2 separate regions of the Homo sapiens genome follow, and region 2 is linked to region 1. A link is a loop called in an ENCODE intact Hi-C map of the cell type or tissue named here. Cell type or tissue: pancreas. All regions are shown on one strand. Each heading gives the region's core, and the rest is flanking DNA. Links, peaks and the distances in the headings are about the cores only. Region 1 overlaps BEND7 (BEN domain containing 7). Region 2 holds the start of LOC105376419 (a long non-coding RNA gene).

Region 1 (9,604 bases), core at 961-8,960:
GCTCACTGCAGTCTCAACCTCCTGGGCTCAAGGGATCCTTCTGTCTCAGTTTCCCAAGTTGCTGGGACTATGGGCTCACACCACCGCCCAGCAATTTTTTTTTTAAAGAAACGGGGTCTTGGCCGGGCGCAGTGGCTCATGCCTGTAATCCCAGCACTGTGGGAGGCCAAGGCAGGCGGATCACCTGAGGTCAACAGTTCGAGACCAGCCTGGCCAACATGGTGAAACCCTGTTTCTACTAAAAATACAAAAACTAGCCAGGTGTGGTGGCGCATGCCTGTAATCCCAGTTACTTGGGAGGCTGAGGCAGAAGAATTGCTTGAACCTGGGAGGCAGAGGTTGCAGTGAGCTGAGATCATGCCACTGCACTCCAGGTTGGGTGACAGAGCGAGACTCTGTCTTAAAAAAAAAAAAAAAAGAAATGGTTATCTCGCTATGCTGTTCAGGCTGGTCTTGAACTCCTGGCCTCAAGCAGTCCTCCTACTTTGGCCTCTCAAGGCACTGGGATTAGAGGATTGAGCCACTGCACTCAACCACTCTCTCACATTTTTTAAAGCATTTTTTTGGAGGGGCTTTTCTCCTGCTGATATGGTTTGGCTCTGTGTCCCCACTCAAATCTCATTTTGAATTGTAATTCCCACGTGTCAAGGGAGGGACCTGATGGGAGGTGGTTGGATCATGGGGTGGTTTCCTCAAACTGTTCTCGTGATAGTGAGAGAGTTCTCACGAGATCTGATGGTTTTCTGTTTGGCAGCTCCTCCTTCGTTTTCTGTTTCCTGCCCCCTTGTGAAGAAGGTGCTTGCTTCTCCTTCACCTTTTGCCATGACTGTACGTTTCCTGAGGCCTCCCCAGCCACGTGGAACTGTGAGTAAATGAAACCGCTTTCCTTTATAAATTACCCAGTCTCGGGTATTTCTTTATAGCAGTGTGAAAATGGATGAACACACCTGCATTCAGTCTTTCCAATGGCTTCGACTAATTTCGCCAGCTTCCGCCACCTCCTCATCCCTACCCCTGAAGTCACTGGATGCTTTCCAATCAAAAGTTGTCTCTTGGTCTTTGAGAGTGTTCACTTTTTTTTTTCTTTTCTTTTTTTGAGACGGAGTCTCACTCTGTCGCCCAGGCTGGAGTGCAGTGGCGCCATCTCAGCTCACCGCAACCTCTGCTGCTCAGGTTCAAGCAATTGTCCTGCCTCAGCCTCCTGAGTAGCTGGGATTACAGGCACCTGCCACTGTGCCTGGCTAATTTTTTTTAGTTTTAGTAGAGACGGGGTATCACCATCTTGGCCAGGCTGTTCTTGAACTCCTGATCTTGTGATCCTCCCTCCGCCTCAGTCCCCCAAAGTGCTGGGATTACAGGTGTGAGCCACCATGCCCGGCCAGAGAGTGTTTACTTTCTAAAGCTGTATGCTATCATAACGACAGGGTCATGGTGCACGCAGGCTCCTGGCTAGAAATCAGTGTCCAGCCAGTGTCCGGGAGTCAGTCGAACATTTAAAATAAGTCCACTGTGCCATGACTAGTGAACCGATCCCACTGGGGCAAGGCACGGGAGGAACGGGCTGTGGTTAAGGTTGCCAGGCAACATTAATGGGGGCAGGTAGGAAGGACAAACGCACTGGAACATCGCATGGTATGATGATAAAAACAAACACGGAATCTGAACAAGAGTCAAAGCTGCCTGTGGCTATCGGTCCATGTTCTAGGAAGCATCAGGGAGAGGCAGGAGGGGGAGAAAGTGGTATAGCTCACACTAGTGAAATATTTCCCAGAAGGACAGAGCACCGTTACCGTGTGCATCACCGGAGGGGGACGGGGTTAGCCTGGGTTTTGTTAATTGAGTCACTTCTGATGTTCTCTGTCTAGTGGTTAGAAATACATCATTTTTGGAGGGTACTTAATTTGATAATACACAGAGTAAGTGTCCTCTATTTTAATGTATTCTCTTTCTCCCTCCATTGCTAGAGTATAGCAGAAAATAGTTTTTCTAACTGAACCTGCAACTGGGCCACCACTTCAGTGAAACAACTTAGGATGCTTAATTTCCTGTGTAAAGTCATTTTTCACTCCAGTTCACGGGGAGGGCGCTCCATGTTTTGAATGTCTTGGCACCGTGTTGGAGGATACACACAAATGCAAGGCTAGACGGCTGGTTTCCGACTACTCCTCCTTTGATTGCGCTTGTATCAGCTTCGCTTTTGGAAAGCATTTGAAAGAAATCATAAAGTAGCTTAGTTTCAAAGTTTAGGTTTAAAATGCCTTTCCATGTTTCAGTGAACAGTCCAAAATGGCCAAAAATAAAACAATTAAAAAGGCCTTTAACTATCAGGTCTATTTGGAATATCAGTGTGTGTAAAGCATGTGGGGCACTACCCACTCCAAGCTCCATTTCTAGAACGTTCTTTTTTTTTTTTTTTTTTTTTTTGAGACGGAGTCTCGCTCTGTTGTCCAGGCTGGAGTGCAGTGGTGTGATTTTGGCTCGCTGCAACCTCCGCCTCCCGGGTTCAAGCGATTCTCCTGCCTCGGCTTCTTGAGTAGCTGGGATTACAGGCACCCACCACCAGGATGGCTAATTTTGTATTTTTAGTAGAGACGGGGTTTCACCATGTTGGTCAGGCTAGTCTCGAACTCCTGACCTCGTGATCCGCCCACCTCAGCCTCCCAAATTACAGGTGTGAGCCGCAGCGCCCGGCCAGAACATTCTTTTTTTTTAAAACTGTGATTCATTTAAACATTCTTTTTAATTTCACCAATAACAAAATAGAAATAAATATTTATATACACACATATCTGTATATATTACTTTCGGGGGGATAATCAATTTCACGCATTTGAGGTTACAAAACATAATAGGAGTTGATCTGTGTAAATTCAAGTTGCTTTGAATCGCTAGCGTTTATTAAATTCTCATGGAGTACAACCTGCATCTCTTTGGTCGATCTATTGACACAATTTCTCCAATTATAGAAGAGCACTGAGGGGGCGGTATTAGGGGAAAAGGCAAGTCCACGTGATCTAAGACAATGGGATACAGCGGAAAGGAGAGCGCTGTAAAAGGCTCCTGATCCATCCATCCCATGATAAGGCCACTGTCCAACCAGCCTGACCCTCCTCTCAATCTTGGGTTCTGTGATAAAGGCTCTGGGTTTGGGCTGATGGGAGAAGGGGAGTCACTTCTGGTAACTGGCAGCACTGGGAGGCCAGGACTCACTGTCGTCAGAATGACTCGGTTGCATATTCATGGAAACCTCAGGTCCAACTTTAATCAGTCCACTCTTGCTGGGCAAAGGGGAGAGAGGGCATCCTGAACATGTTTTCACCAGGGCCTGAAATCTTAACAGCCTGACATCACAAGGCTCAGATTCCAGTGGAAAGATGGGTGATACACACACACATAAATAAGCAAGATAATTTCAGAGAGAGAGGCAAGAGATGTGAAGGGTAAGAGACTTGGCTGAGCCTGGCGTGGGAAAGTTGCGAATCCCTCTCTGATGATGAAGTGTAGCTGAGACCTGAGTTATGAGGAATGAATGGTGCTTGAAGTCTTGGCTGGTTTGGGACAAAGCTCCTGTTTCAGCTCTGTCTCTGGTAAGGTTGTTCAGGAGCACGAGATGCTGCTCCTCCCAGGGTTCTGCCATCTGTCCCTTTTCTTGTGACATTGTCTGAGGTGAGCTCTGCAAGACTAGGGTCACCGCTGCACTCCCACCCGGCAGAACAGTGCAGGGCCCACCACAAGCACCTGTGGAATGAATGAATGAGTGAATGAATGAATGAATGGAGTAACTCACCTGTCTCCTCCAAATCGTCACACCCTGTGTCCTTATCTTAGTGAGTGCAAGTGACACCCCTCCTGGTTCGTCAGCCAGAAACTTGGTGTCAGCTTTGACACATTCTCCCTCCTCCAGCCTGAGCTGATTCTTTCTCAGGCGTGGCTTTGTGGGTTTTGAGCCCCTTCCAACAGCCTCTTCTTGGGATCCCTTGTCTTCAGCCCGCCCCCTCCTGCGAATGCTCCCTGCTTCAGCCAGGCGGATCGACCTAAGATAGGACTCCGATCAACACCTTTCCCTTCAGATGCTCCGCGGCTGCCCGCGCCGTCCCAGCCCCTCGGCATGGCGCAAGGCTAGCACAGTTTAGTGCCAGGACTTGGCCCCGCCTCCCCTCTCGCCCGTCTTTTCTCTTTTATCCCGAAACCAGTCGCCCTAAACACCCACAGTGTCTGCCCAGTTGGTGTTCAGTAAAATGGTGCAGCTGAACTCGGGTGCTGCTGGGAAATGAGCCAGCTGTGTCCCCAGATCCTTGGGGAGGGGGGTTTGGCGGCTGGAGGATAGGAGAGGTGACGACTGAGGCAGGTGTGCAAGCGTCTTCCAGGGGAGCCTCCTGTGGCGAAATGGGGTCCCCTGGCCATTGGGTTAGAGAGGTCTTCGAGCTGTTCTGCCAGGATACCTCAAAGCACCCATCCCTGCCAGCCCTGTGGGATCAAGGGCATCCCAGAGGCCTTGGGCCAAAAGATATGACGTGGGTCCCTGACACAAGGGACCCCAGGAAGCTGGGGGCATCAGGGCAGAGGCGAGGACTGGAGCCTGACTCCAGCTTCAGAGCAGCGCGGACACCTGCAAGACTCACGGGCTGGAGCCCACATCTGTTTTTGCAACAGCTCGCCCTGTGGCTCCCTGCCCAGGTGCGGGTGCCTTCCCAGGCAGCAGCTCCTGCCCCTACCCGCCCGCCTCTCCTCACAGCTGTCCCAGGCCCCTGTAAAACCAGGGGCCCAGAGTCAGACCCTGAATTGAACCTCCGAAGAAGCTGGATTCCAGCCCGCTGGTGCGGCCCGCTCAGAGCAGGGGACAGAGCACGCCCGCGGGAGGCGGCGGGGGGCAGGTGCCCGGCGAGGAGTGGCGCCCTCCTGTGTTCAAAGAGGGGAAGCGAGCGATTCTGCGGCTGCAGCCGCTCAGCATCGGAGAAGATTGATTTGTCCGTCTGATGTGTTGTTTCCATAGAAGCAGGGCTTAACCTTTTAAGTGAAGATTATAAAGCTACCTAATTCATTTAAAATTAGGCTTCAAGCATCTCTGTACTTAACGCTCAAGTGTTTCTGTGGGACTTGCTGTAGCCATTGATCTAACAGCCAGACACAGCCTTTCCAGCGTCTGAAGCCTTTCACTCTGGCAGCAATCTAGGTGGTCTCTTTATTTTTAAAAATTAACTTCATCAGGAGATATAACTTCTGTGGGAGATCATCAGAGTATTAATGATACCTTTTAATTAATGAACAGCACTGACTTCTCTTCATAAACACAGGAAGACCGGCACACAGGCAAGATCCGCACGCACGTTCAATTAAAGTAATTTATTGTATTCTTCCAGATCAGACATAAAGAGCATCTTGGGAATTGATACCACAACACAATGTTATACACCATTTTCACAACCAGGCTTGCATTGAATTCTTTTTTAAAGAACATAGTAATTTTAAAAAATCTAAATATTTACATATTAATAAAACATATATACAGAAGATTGAGACATTATCCATAGATATGGATTTTTTTTTTGCTAAGAAAGCCTATAAAAAGGTTTCTGAATAAAGACTGAACAGTAGTCACAGTAAGTAAACACAATTTTAATTTACAAAATATGATTTTGCTGTTGCAGTTTTGATACGTATTTCCAGTGTGTAGATCCGTTCATCGCACACATCTTTGGGTTGAACAAGCTCCACCCGTCCTCAAGTGCTGAACACCCCAAGCTGTGGCCCCGCCTTGGAAGGCAGTGCTTCTGAAGGTTCCCAGCAGATCTCTTAACAGACCACAGTTGGAAGTTAGCGTTTCTGCCTTGACCAGCAACATACTCATCCTATTTTAACACGGCGAAAGGTCACCAATTAATCTTCTCCCTTCCCTTGGGTAGTAGCTCCTTGTGGGAGGCAGAGGACGGATTTTAAAACCCATGGTGCAAAAAACACAAGAGCTGTGGTTTGCAGTCCTTCATCAGACCACTTGAGAAAACAAAGGGACTGTTGTCAGGAACGGGATTACTTACTGGCCAGAAATGGAAAAAGGCTAACAAAAAGGTATGATGGAAATAATTTCTCCAAACCTTCCTTGTAGCCCCCCAAAAGAAGAAAAAGAAGCCACACATATATGAGATGTAACTTGTCTAGTAGTTAGATTGATTCTACAAGCCACGCCTAAAGCCAGCTTTTTGTTACAGTACAGGGATGCCTTCTCTCATCTTTGATGACTGGCTGGTCTTTGGTGGAACAGGGATTTATCCCAGAGGGCCTCTCCTATCTCTAGGTTTAGCGTTTCAGTGTGATGTGACATGAATACCTTGGACAGGGTAGTCAGGAAATTCGGGTTCTAGGCAGGGCCCCAGCCACGGAGGGGTTAACGGGCTCTGGGCAACCGCTTACCCTCATTCATCCTCAGTTTCCCGGGTGGGACTGAGTAGCCTCTACAATAACTTTTAGCTCTTAACATTCTGTGCTTTGCCAAATCCAGGGCTAGGGGAAGGCACTGGAACTGCTAGTGGACAGGTGTGAACCCCGGGTTTGGTGATGTGTAGTCCAAATTGTTCTCATGCCAATTTTTGGCCTTTGGGTCAAGTGGCGAAGATTCAATGCAATTTGCTTTATACAATAAATGAAGTGTAAATGCAGTGTTTCTAAATAACACAGTGTTTTAAATTCACCATCTTATTAGAGAAAGAAATCTGGAGGTAAATATTTCTATAAAACAAATACCTTCATGGCAAGATATCTTTTTAAAATAAATCCAGATTTTCATAAATTAGTTTTATATAAAGTGGAGGGCAAGTATACTAGGAACCAAATAAATGACATAATATTAAGTACATTTTTAGCTAGTTACCACATGGTGCCAAAACCCTGTAGCACTCCGTTAAGACCATCTGTTAAAATGGCTGTCAGGTATCATGTAGATAATTTACTGGTTTTCTCACCTTTTAATTAGTTATTTTGTCATTGTGTTGACGCAACTTAGGTGAAAGGTTTTTCTTTCCTAAGAACTCATAGGTCATTTGCACTTACTCAGTTACAAATGGCTATTTGGGGGGCACTGACGTCATGAATGATTTCATCTTACAGGTCAGAGCTATCCTATCTCCCAAAACAACTTTTTCATCTTCTAAGATGATGAAGGTCTAATTAATCTTGGCCTTCACAACTGCTCTCTCAGCACTGGAAAGAGCCATTCTCCTTTATACTGCATCTAAGCAATTTACATTAAAATAAATACGTTTCAAAGCTCTATATTCATACTGAGGTTTTGAATGAAAACAGGGAAGAGAGAACCACTTCTTTATAATGGACAATGAACTCACTGAATCATATGCTGGACTTTTAAAGGGTAACAAATCAACCCTAAAAATGATTTAAAAAATCTTATACCAGATTGGAGGCTTGGTTATCACACATTACAAAGAAAGTATATGAAACTATTCAAACATGACAGGTAAGCTTGACAGAACACCCACACTTTGCAGGAACCTGAAATGCTACGTGGATCTTTGTGGAAATTCAAACGGAAGTTACATATGCCACTCAACAATGTCACTAAAATCAAAGTCTAGGCAATGAAACCTGGTTCTGTGTCCTCCGTGTTTTCTCTCCTGGTGTCAAATATATTACCTACAACAGAGACAAGAAAATGAAGGCGGAGAGCCGCTTCTCTAAGGAAGAGTTGTACATGGTTCTGTGACATGGCTGGAGGTGGGCGTTCTGGACAAGTAAACAATTTACTGGGGAGGTGTCTGTGTTTCACACTTAAGTCGCTAAGTTTTTAGCCAAGGCTTTAGTTGTCCTCCATGAGCAATTGTAGAAATTGGAAATTTGTAATGATTTTTTATGAGAAAGGCCACGAATGTGTGTTACTATTAGAGTATATCCACATATTGTCCAGTCATGGAAAATGGCCTAAAAGATAATTTACCTGCAAAACAGAATATTATGCAGCTATTAAAATAATGCATATGAAGATTTGCCATAGAGTGGAAAAATGCTTGTTAGGTAAAAATCAAAAAAACATGTAGGAAACAAAATTTTACATATTTGATCTCCACTGTATAAATAAATAAAATGGAGAAACATTTGAGAAAAATCATCCAATAATGGTTGTCTGTGGGTGGTAAAAGCAATTGAAATGTTCTTCCTTACACTTTTATTAATTTTTTAAAAGTATGTAAAATGCCAATTTATGACAATTGCTAAGTCTAGATGAACATCCCCATTTCAAATTTGGAAGCCCCATTTTAAATTTTAGAAAGCACTGTTTTGATTTCACTTTCTCTATACTTTTTTTTTTAATGCAAATTGTCCCCAGCTCCTGGGTGGCTTTTCTTGAGCCCCAGACCCTCTCCACACATCTGTGCTATAGCATTTATGTAATTCCTTCTGCCTCTCACACTAGTCTGAGGGCATTTGTACACCAGCACCCAACACGGGGCTGATTCTTGGTAGTTGCTCAAAAAGGCTTAGTGAATAGGGTTAAGGGAAACTAAAATAGATGCACTACAGAAGGTGAATCCATTTCTGCTAAAGCCTGATGAACAGAAGGTTGCTTAAATGTAATGCATCCAAACAAATGTCATTTGACCTGCCTGTAACCCTACCCTAGTCACTTCTGGTTCATAGAAACACTTAAGCATTTACATCCCTTTCCCTGCCCTTCCCCCAAATACACAACTTTGGAAGGAGGAAAAAAGACCTTAAAAAAGTAATAAAAGCATTGTTGAATCTTTAAAAAGAACTAACTGTTGCTAGCTCAGATAAATGGGATAATGAGAGTCTGTATCAGAGCCCTTGGTCGATCCTGTGGTTCTGACCAGTGAGGCTCAAGCTCAAGGATGAAACCACATGTGCGAGAAAGGTGGAGTCCTTAAAGGGCACATGTGAGGAGGGGTGTTAGGAGCAGCACTGCATTCAAAGAAGCCAACCAGAATGGGGATTTTACTTTGGAGGCAATCAAGAGACATGCTATCCAGGTGAATATCAAGATTACTTAATATTATTACTGCAAAATTTGAGCATCAATCTGAGACTTCTTTTCCTTCTTTTTTTTGAGACGGAGTCTCGCTCTGTCACCCAAGCTGGAGTGTAGTGGCGCGATCTCGGCTCACTGCAAGCTCCGCCTCCCAGGTTCACGCCATTCTCCTGCCTCAGCCTCCTGAGTAGCTGGGACTACAGGCGCCCGCCACCATGCCTGGCTAATTTTTTATATATTTTTTAGTAGAGACGGGGGTTTCACCGTGTTAGCCAGGATGGTCTCGATCTCCTGACCTTGTGATCCGCCCGCCTCGGCCTCCCAAAGTGCTGGGATTACAGGTGTGAGCCACCGCGCCCGGCCTCTTTTCCTCTTTTCTAAATGATAAACGTTTTTATTTATCATGCTGCTTAGTGATTTGTATCAAATATCTATCAATAGTTTAATGAAAAGATCTGCAAGTGTGTTATACTATTTTCTTCATTATGACCTCACAGCCTTGGGTAAAGTTTGAGAAAAGACTGGAAGAAACGAGTTTCAGCTGCAGTGAACCGGGCCGACTGACGACGAACATTTTAATTGTGAAGACTGAGACAGTGAAGAGGACTC
Region 2 (9,604 bases), core at 835-8,834, 57 kb before region 1:
AGTGCTGGTGAAGACACAAAGAAATTAGAATCCTCATATGTTGTTGTGGTGGATGTAAATGATGTAACCAGTTTGGAAAATAGTTTGACAGTTCCTCAAAAGATTAAAAATAGCATTACCATGTGAACCAGAAATTCCACTCCTAAGGATACAACCAGGAGAAACGAAATATATGTCCACACATATATTTCACATGTATGTCCACACATATATGTACACGAATGTTCCCAGCAGCATTATTCACAACAGCTAAAAGATGGAAACGACACAAATATCCATCAGGTGACAAATGGATAAACAAACGAGTTGTTAGAAATACCATTTGACCCAGCCATCCCATTACTTGGTATATACTCAAAGGATTATAAATCAAGCTGCTATAAAGACACATGCACACATATGTTTATTGTGGCACTATTCACAATAGCAAAGACTTGGAACCAACCCAAATGTCCATCAATGATAGACTGGATTAAGAAAATGTGGCACATATACACCACGGAATACTATGCAGCCATAAAAAAGGATGAGCTCATGTCCTTTGTAGGGACATGGATGATGCTGGAAACCATCATTCTTAGCAAACTATCGCAAGGACAAAAAAACAAACACCGCATGTTCTCACTTATAGGTGGGAATTGAACAATGAGAACACTTGGACACAGGAAGGGGAAAGTCACACACCGGGGCCTGTCATGGGTGTGGGGGGAGGGATAGCATTAGGAGATATACCTAACGTTAAATGAAGAGTTAATGGGTGCAGCACACCAACATGGCACATGTATACATATGTAACAAACCTGCATGTTGTGCACATGTACCCTAGAACTTAAAGTATAATTTTAAAAAAGTATTTTTAAATAAAAGCCCAATAAAAAAACAAAAAAACAAATGAGTTCTATATAACCACACAATAGAATAATACTCAGCCATAAAAAGGAATCAAGTGCTGATCCATGCTACAAAATGGATGAACCTTGAAAACACTATTCTACGTAAAAGAAGCCAGGTGCGAAGGATCATATATTGTGATGCCTTTTCTAGGGCATATCCAGAATAGGCAGATTCCCAGAAACAGAAAATATATTGCTGGTTGCCAGGGGCTGGGAAAGAGGGGAATGGGAATGACTACTATTGGGGACAGAGATTCTTTCGGGGGGTGACAAAAATGTTCTAGAATTATATGGTGGTGATGGTTGCACATCATTGGAATACACTGAAAACCACTGAATTGTGCCCTTTGAAAGGGTGAATTTTATGATATGTATATTATATCTCAAAAGCAATCATAGGGCATAAATTACCTTGATCAGCTTCCTTTCTGAGAGCAAACATTAACTGGGAGGAGAAAGTAAATTCTTCCGGGCACGGTGGCTCACGCCTGTAATCCCAGCACTTTGGCGAGCGGATCAACTGAGGTCGGGAGTTCGAGACCAGCCTGACCAACATGGAGAAACCTCGTCTCTACTAAAAATGCAAAATTAGCCAGGCGTGGTGGCGCATGCCTGTAATCCCAGCTACTCAGGAGGCTGAGGCAGGAGAATCACTTGAACCCAGGAGGCGGAATTTGCAGTGAGCCGAGATTACACCATTGCACTCCATTATGGGCAACAAGAGCAAAACTCCATCTCAAAAAGAAAGAAAGAAAGAAAGAAAATATAGATGAGTGAAGCCTCTGCATGGTCTGGATTCATGTTTGAGGCATGTCCTACACCACCATCCATGGACTCTTGTCAAATTGCTGCTATTGTCAATGAAAACATCCACATGGCCTATGCTCCATCCCAGTGGGAAAAAGATACTCCCTGGCCTAGCGCTATTCCACCTCTAAACATCTGCGATTCCGCAGGTTCTTAGTTTACTTCTGTAGGGAAGTGCTCACATTTGTTTCTTATTGGAACATTTGGGGGAAAAATGTGTATGAGAAGAGCCAAAAGGAACATCAACTTGGGAACACCCTTTTGGAAATGAGGATGGAGCTGTGGCTTAGACTTCAAGGAAGCTGTTGAAACCTAACACAGGATGAGGCCCCCAAAGAAAGCTGGTGGTTGAACCCCAGGATTCGGCAGTCCAGTCACTGCTTACAAGAGTTGCTATTCCTCAGGGCATCTCCTTGCTTCCATTTCTTTCATTTGTCCTTACGGGGATAGTGGGTGAAATCGAGGAGGAGAAACCAAGGGGTCCCCACTGTGAAGGTAAAGAACAGAATTTTTGGCCAGGTGTGGTGGGGGCAGAAGGCAGGAGGATTGCTTAAGCCCAGGAGTTTGAGAGCAGCCTGGGCAACATGGCAAAACCCCATCTATACAAAAAAATACAAAAATGAGCTGGCCATGGTGGCATGCACCTGTATTCCCAGCTGTTTGGGAGGTTGAGGTGGGAGAACCACCTGAGCCTAGGAGGTCAAGGCTGCAGTGATCTGTGATTATGCCACTGCACTCCAGTGTGGGCGACAGATCAATACTGTCCAAAAACAAATAAACAAACAAAAAAGAGAATTTTTTTTTTTTTTTTTTTTTAGAGAGACATTTTCTTGCTCTGTCGCCCTGGCTGGAGTGCAGTGGCATGATCATAGCTCAGTGTAGCCTGGAACCCCTGGCTTCAAGCAATCCTCCCACCTCAGCCTCCCAAGATGCTGGGATTATAGGTGTGAGCCACCGTGCCTGGCCCCAGAATAAATTTTATACCAGAATGTACAGTGGCAAATGCGAGAATGAACTGACGAGGGAAGGAGGGTGAGATTATAGAACTGCAAAGTAATTGAGTCATCTGGAGATCAGATTCAAGAAGGAAAAGGAGGCTGGGTGTGGTGGCTCATGCCTGTAATCCCAGCACTTTGGGAGGCTGAAGTGGGCAGATCACCTGAGGTCAGGAGTTCGAGACCAGCCTGACCAACATGGCAAAACCCCGTCCCTATTAAAAAATACAAAAATTAGCCAGGCGTGGTGGTGGGTGCCTACCCTAATCTTATTATGCAAGTGAATTCTCCCTTTGTCTGGTGCCATCTTTTCTGCTCCTTAGTGTACACGTGGCTGGCAGAGAAGGGAAAATGGATCTGCCATGCTGAACATGTCTAGCTCCTAGTTCCTGCTCGCATTCACCTGTGCAAGCTCCCAATTTGCTTGTCTATGTCTGCAGACTTTACACACTGCTCTTTGTTAGAAAGTGATTTGGGACTGCTTTTCATTAAAAAGAAAAAGCCTTACTGAGGACTTCCATACCCTCACTATCTGCTTAAGTGATTTCTTCCTAACTCCTATATCAATGTCTCTCGTTTTCCGTAAGATAAAAAGGAAACTCCCTAACAAAAAGGGACTTACATAGTTTAGAAAGGACCACCACCATTTAGAAAGGACATTTGGACCAGGTGTGGTGGCTCACGCCTATAATCTCAGTGCTTTGGGAGGCAGGAGGTGAGAAGATCCCTTGAGCCCAGGAGTTTGAGGCTGCAGTAAGCTATGATGGTGCCACTGCACTCCAGCCTGAGCGACAGAGCAAGACACAGTCTCAAAAAAGCCCGGGCGCAGTGGCTCACGCTTGTAATCTCAGCGCTTTGGGAGGCTGAGGTGGGTGAATCACCTGCGGTCAGGAGTTCAAAACCAGCCTGGCCAACATGGTGAAACTCCGTCTCTACTAAAAGTAGAAAAATTAGCCAGGCATGGTGGCATGATCCTGTAATCCTAGCTACTCGGGAGGCTGAGAGACGAGAATGGCTTGAACCCAGGAGGAGGAGGCTGCAGTGAGCCAAGTTTGTGCCACTGCACTCCAGCCTGGGCGACAGAGTGAGACCCCGCCTCAAAAATAAATAAATAAATAAATAAATAAATAGACATTTGATCACCTGTAAAATATTCCAAGGCAAAAATTTTGCGAGGAGAATTGAGATGACAAAAATCTCTCCACTGTAATCCTCAAAGACACAACTTTTGAAATTTAGAAAAAGTGTGTTACTAACAGCGAGAATTCATGACACGCCCTAAAAAATATATGGGGATAAAAAATGGGAGCCTCTGATTTAGTCTTGCGGTTGCACCACACCAAGCCGGACAAGAAACAAACACTTCTCCATCTTCAGTGAGACAGGAAGCTGGTATGAAAGACGCCGTTTTAGTATGGCTAAAAAGACACGGCAATGCCAGCCAAGTAAAATACTTAGCGGAACTCGGGTGTGGACAGGAGAATGTAGGCTTGCACACGGGAGGTGGTGGAGTGAGCCTTCCACCTTGGGGAGCAGAGCCACGTTCCCGGGTTACTGAGCTGAGCTGGGCGGTTACTCAGCCTACAAACACAGGTTTCCCAGCACTTGAACTTGAGACTCCTGAAACCGACAAGGTGGTTCAGAATTCCTTGGAGGAGCTGGGGAGATGGTATCATCTCTGTCACTTGTGGGACTAAAGACCATTTCATTTTGCCCAGCAATAGCCTAGAATCTGGCACCTGTAGGACTAAAGACCGGGAATAGCCTGGAAGAAGTGGGTGGGGAGCGCCAGGCAGGGCAGACCAGATCGCAAAGGAAAAAACCCTGGCGTGCAAGCACCGATAGGAGAGGAAATGTTTGCTCAGCTGTAAAGGAGGGAGAGAAAAGGGAGAAAGCACAGGCGGCGTGGCAGGTAAGTGTGATCACGCGTGAGACAGAACCACTGTGAAAAATTCTCCGATTCTCCCACGGCAAAAGCCTCAGCCAAGCCAACGGCAGATAAAGGAATCCGAGGCTGATCGCCAACGACCGGAGGTTAAAGACACAGGAAGAGTTCAGAAGTTCAGGAAAATAAAAGCAGATTACCATTCAAGGGTTCTGTGAAGCAGAGAAAAGGTGAAATGACAGGAGGACCTGAGAGTGGCCGGGGTGGGGGCGGGGAGGAAAGCGATCATTCCAGGTAAATTCCACCCGGAGGTGCGGCTGGAGAGGCAGGGAGCCAAGGCGCGCAGGTAGCGGGGTGCGCCCTCTTCACTCGGAGCACCCTGTCGAGCAGAGCAGCTCTAAGCAAGGCCAGGCTGGAGGGAAAAGTGCAGGACTGTGCTTCTGGGCGGCCTTCATTTTTATACCATGGGGAAAAAAAATGCCCAGCTGATTTTAATTTTCTTCTTCTTCTTCCTTCTTTTTTTTTTTTTTTTTTTTTTTTGTTTTTTGAGACGGGGTCTCTGTCTCCCAGGCTGGAGTGCAATGGCGCGATCTCGGCTCACTGCAACCTCCGCCTCCCGGGTTCAAGCGATTCTCCTGCCTCAGCCTCCCGAGTAGCTGGGATTACAGGCGCCCGCCACCACCCCCGGCTAATCTTTCATATTTTTAGTAGAGACGGGGTTTCACCAAGTTGGCCAGGCTGGTCTCAAACTCCTGAGCTCAGGCAATCCGCCCGCCTTGGCCTCCCAAAGTGCTGGGATTACAGGCGTGCGCCACCGCGCCCAGCGGAGTATGGTAGACATTTGCGTTTGTTAGCTCAGTAGCCTCAGAAACCCTGAGAGGTAGAGCTCAACACAGAAGCAGCTCAGAGCAGCTCGCAGCCTTTCCAAGTCTGGTGGCTGGGGGAAGACCCAGCTGGGATTCGGCTGACTTCTGAGCCTTTTACCTCTTTACGGCTCTGACACCCTAGAGCACCAACACAGCTGCCTCTGAGTGTATTTTGAGACATTATATTTGTAAACTGCATGTAACTTTCTGAATGAAGTTTTAGAAGCAGATGGCACACCCTCACCAGCTCATTTCTTGCCAGTATTCTCAATTGTCGGCACCAGAGAGTCAGTCAGATACTGCTTTGGAGACAGAAAATATTGCCGGGCAAGGTAAAATCTTTAGCCTTTGACTCTTCAGTAAACACAAACTAATGAGAAACCTAGGTCTTATTTTGCCAATAAGCAGAGACTGGAACACTCAATAATAGTGAGAGAAAGAACAGATCATGCAAATGAGGAGAACTGATGATGTTGCCAAGTGAAGCTAGGTGAAGAGGATTAACAGAAGCGATTCTTCCTCTTCCTGTCTCTCTCTTTTTTCGTGAACTATATGAGGATGCCAGGAGGGTTAAGACAAAGACCATGCTTTTTTTTTTTTTTTTTTTTTAGACAGAGTTTCACTCTTGTTCCAAGGCTGGAGTGCAATGGCGCGAGCTCGGCTCACTGCAACCTCCACCTCCCAGGTTCAAGCGATTCTCCTGTCTCAGCCTCCTGAGTAGCTGGGATCACAGGCATGTGCCACCACGCCCGGCTAATTGTTTTGTATTTTTAGTAGAGACGAGGTTTCTCTATGTTGGTCAGGCTGGTCTCAAACTCCTGACCTCGTGATCTGCCTGCCACAGCTTCCCAAAGTGCTGGGATTACAGGAGTGAGCCACGGTGTCTGGCCAAATTTTCTTTTAAGTAGCTTAAAGTCACAGGGGAAAACAAAACTATTCACATAGACTTTTTCTTTGTTTGAATTGGCAAATGCCACCAAGAGTCCAGAAGCTACAAGGAAGCGGTGACAATGGTAGCCTGTGTGGCTACCCTTTGTACCTTTTGAATTCTCTACAAAGTTTTTAAATTTGTTTAAAAAAGAGAATTCATGTTCCAGACTTAAGGTTGCTTTAAGGAACAGACAGGGAAGGACATAAACACATCATCCTTCTGTTGATCCAGACTGGAGATGCTTTGAAATGGACAACGTCTAAAAGAGGGAGCTATGCTTTCCAAGCTTGGGTCCAAAGATGGAGGCTGTGCTGCTGAAGCTGTAAAGAGAGAGGGACAGGAAGTGAATGGATTTGTTACAATCCTGTTTTTTTCTTTTCTTTTCTTTTCTTTCTTTTTCTTGAGACAGGGTCTCTCTCTGTCACCCAGGCTGGAGTGCAGTGGCACCATCATGACTCACTGCAACCTTGACCTCCCGGGCTCAAGTATTCCCCCCACCTCAGTCTCCCAAGTAGCTGGGACTACAGGCGCATGCCACTGTGCCCCGCTAATTTTTACATTTTTTGTAGACACGGGGTTCTCACCATGTTGCCCAGGCTGGTTTCAAACTCCTGAACTCAAGCGATCCTTCTACCTTGGCTGGACAAGTCATGCCTGTAATCCCAGCACTTTGGGAGGTGGGATTTGCTTGGCCTAATCTTGGCAATTCTTAAAAGAAAATCTTTATAAACAGAAATTACAGGAGCGGTGGTTCACGCCTGTAGTCCCAGCACTTTGGGATGCTGAGACGGGTGGATCACCTGAGGTCAGGAGTTTGAGACCAGCCTGGCCAACATGGTGAAATCTTGTCTCTACTAAAAATACAAAGAATTAGCTGGGTGTGATGGCGGGCACCTGTAATCCCAGCTACTGTGGAGGCTGAGGCAGGAGAATCGCTTGAACTTGGGAGGTGGAGGTTGCAGTGAGCCGAGATCGCACCATTGCGCTCCACACTCCAGCCTGGGCAAAAAGGGTGAAACTTCGTCTAAAAAAAAAAAGATTTCTCTAAATTGTAACATCTTTATCAGTGGAATAGGGGCAGGAACCCACATGACAGGGCTGTTTGAAGGTTGAGATCATGTGGGTAAGGCTTCTTGGACAGCAGTGGGTGAAGCAGTAGCTTCCAGCATCATCCTAAAGCTGTCTCCGCAGGCAGGACGGCCAGGGTTCTGCCCATCTCACAGGTGGGCAGGATCTGCTGGTGCTCCCAGTGGTTCTGGAAAAGAGATGTGAAAAGTGCAGGCAACCCACCAATCAGTGAATAATTCCTGATTGCTTTCTGGCTGAGGTTATTGTTCTCTGCAGCCTTCTGTGGGAAATGAGTAGGATCTAAGTAATGGGAATTGGGGAACCTAAAACCGAAGTAAGTGATGGTCAGTAGAATCAGGACAGTTGGACAGCAAAGGGAGGAAAAAGGGAAGATCTTTGAGAGAAAAGCAGACAAGTTAAAGGGCATGATAGAGGTGCTTACGGATTCAGGGAGGGGAGAGGAAAAGGAAATTTATATGTCCAAGACAGAGAGTAAAAGTACATTCTAGGACTAGGTGGGGAATGACAAAAGCAGAAGAAATACAAAACTATCAAATGCCTGTGATAGTGTTTAGAAGCAATCAGAACAAGATCTGTGTGAATAAGAGGTCAGAAATGAGAAAATTGGGCCGGGCGCGGTGACTCACGCCTGTAATCCCAGCACTTTGGGAGGCTGAGGTGGGCGGATCATTTGAGGTCAGGAGTTTCAGACCAGCTGGCCAATATGGCAAAACCCTATTTTCACCAAAAATACAAAAATTAGCCAGGCATGGTGTTGGTGTGCCTGTAATCCCAGCTACTTGGGAGGCTGAGAGGGGAGAATCGCTTGAAAGCAGGAGGTGGAGGTTGCCGTGAGCCGAGATCACGCCATTGCACTCCAGCCTGGGCAACAGAGCAGGACTCCATCTCAAAAAAAAAAAAAAAAAAAAGAAAATCATATGAGCATATTTTTTAAAATGCATACAATAATATAAATACAAAAAATACTTGTAAGACATTTAGGGAGAATCAAGGCACCGTCTTGGTCAGGAATCCATAAGTGCTCCCTTTGTCCTGGTATTCAAGGCCTTCCATGATTTTGACCCAAATGCACCTAACCAGTCTCGGCCCTCACTACAATAAATAAAGTCATTTAGTAAAGCTTTCTTTGCCAGGCGTGGTGGCTCACACCTGTAATCCCAGCACTTTGGGAGGTTGAGGCAGGAGGATCATTGGAGGCCAGGAGTTAGAGACCAGCCTGGGCATCATAGTGAGACCCTGTCTCTACAAAAAAAAAAAAAAAAAAAAGTTAAAAATCAGCTGGGTGCTGTGGCGCACACCTGTAGTCCAAGCTACTCAGGAGGCTGAGACAGGAGGACTGCTTGAGCCTAGGAATTTGAGGTTATAGTGAGTTATGATTATACCACTGCACTCCAACGTGGGTGACAGAGCAAGACCCTGCCTTTAAAAAACAAAGCAAAATAAAACAAAAACCTTTCTTGACCACCTGTCTTGGGCTAGGAACTAAAAGAATGAAGCCTTGACTCTGCTCTTTTTACCTAATGGGAATGCCCTCTACTCCAGGTAGACCATCTCTCTTCAGAAAGCCAAGTTTCTTTCCCTGACACCGTTGCTCATACCCGTAAGAGCTGAAAAAATAACTCTCAGGGATGCACCTGGGATAAAGGCATTTCAGAAATTGCTTCCCCAGCAAAGGACCTGACGTTAATCCTGTTGCCTTAGATTGTTTCCTGAGCTTCCCTTGCCCTGTCTACGTCCCACTTTCCCTCTCTGGCCCTTCAACGAATTCATTCAGCAGCGGCCCCCTCAAGGAGCTTGCAACCTAGAAGTGATAAAACAAGTACTAATAAGTGACTCTGATAGTGACCAGCATGTGGCAAAAGTGCTATTGCAGGAAGGGAGATGGTGGAAGAGGAGGGAAAGAATGCACTAGAATGACTATGGAGGAGGCACCGTTGGAGATGGAAGGGCATGAGTAGGACTATAGAGATTGGATGGTTGATTGAGTTGATTGAGAGCTGGTTGAGTGAGTATCTTGCATGGCTGCATTTGGTATGTTTGATGGGGGTAGTGGTGGTCGTGGTGTTTAAAATGATGGTAGTAGTATTTTGGTGATGAATCTGGAGAGCTTGATTTGAGCAATGCTGTGAAGAGCTTCT

The links. Hi-C counts contacts between places; a loop is a spot of excess contacts. Peaks named below come from ENCODE experiments on the same cell type or tissue, not always from the same donor. Only the 100,000 strongest peaks of a DNase experiment are listed, where the experiment ranks them.
Region 2: it touches region 1 in a loop (1.9-fold over the local background); 85 of 110 quality-filtered maps call a loop at or near these places.

The regions. Positions count from the first base shown.
Region 1 is chr10:13,435,760-13,445,363 of GRCh38, forward strand. It overlaps BEND7 (BEN domain containing 7), which reads right to left. Exons shown (of 9, transcript NM_001369863.1): 9 at 5,329-5,991. The coding sequence ends at 5,984. Among named protein-coding and RNA genes, the nearest start is that of BEND7-DT, 88 kb to the right of the region's middle. RefSeq lists an enhancer at 3,824-4,551 and a silencer at 4,889-4,988. In pancreas, for the core only: a CTCF peak has its summit at 4,899 (motif pointing left); DNase peaks (open chromatin) are centred at 4,092 and 4,872; H3K4me3 peaks cover 387 bases.
Region 2 is chr10:13,378,751-13,388,354 of GRCh38, forward strand. It overlaps LOC105376419 (a long non-coding RNA gene), which reads left to right and starts at 4,261. Exons shown (of 3, transcript XR_930671.3): 1 at 4,261-4,607. In pancreas, for the core only: no CTCF peak of the experiment used is centred there; a DNase peak (open chromatin) is centred at 4,931; H3K4me3 peaks cover 989 bases; H3K27ac peaks cover 1,115 bases.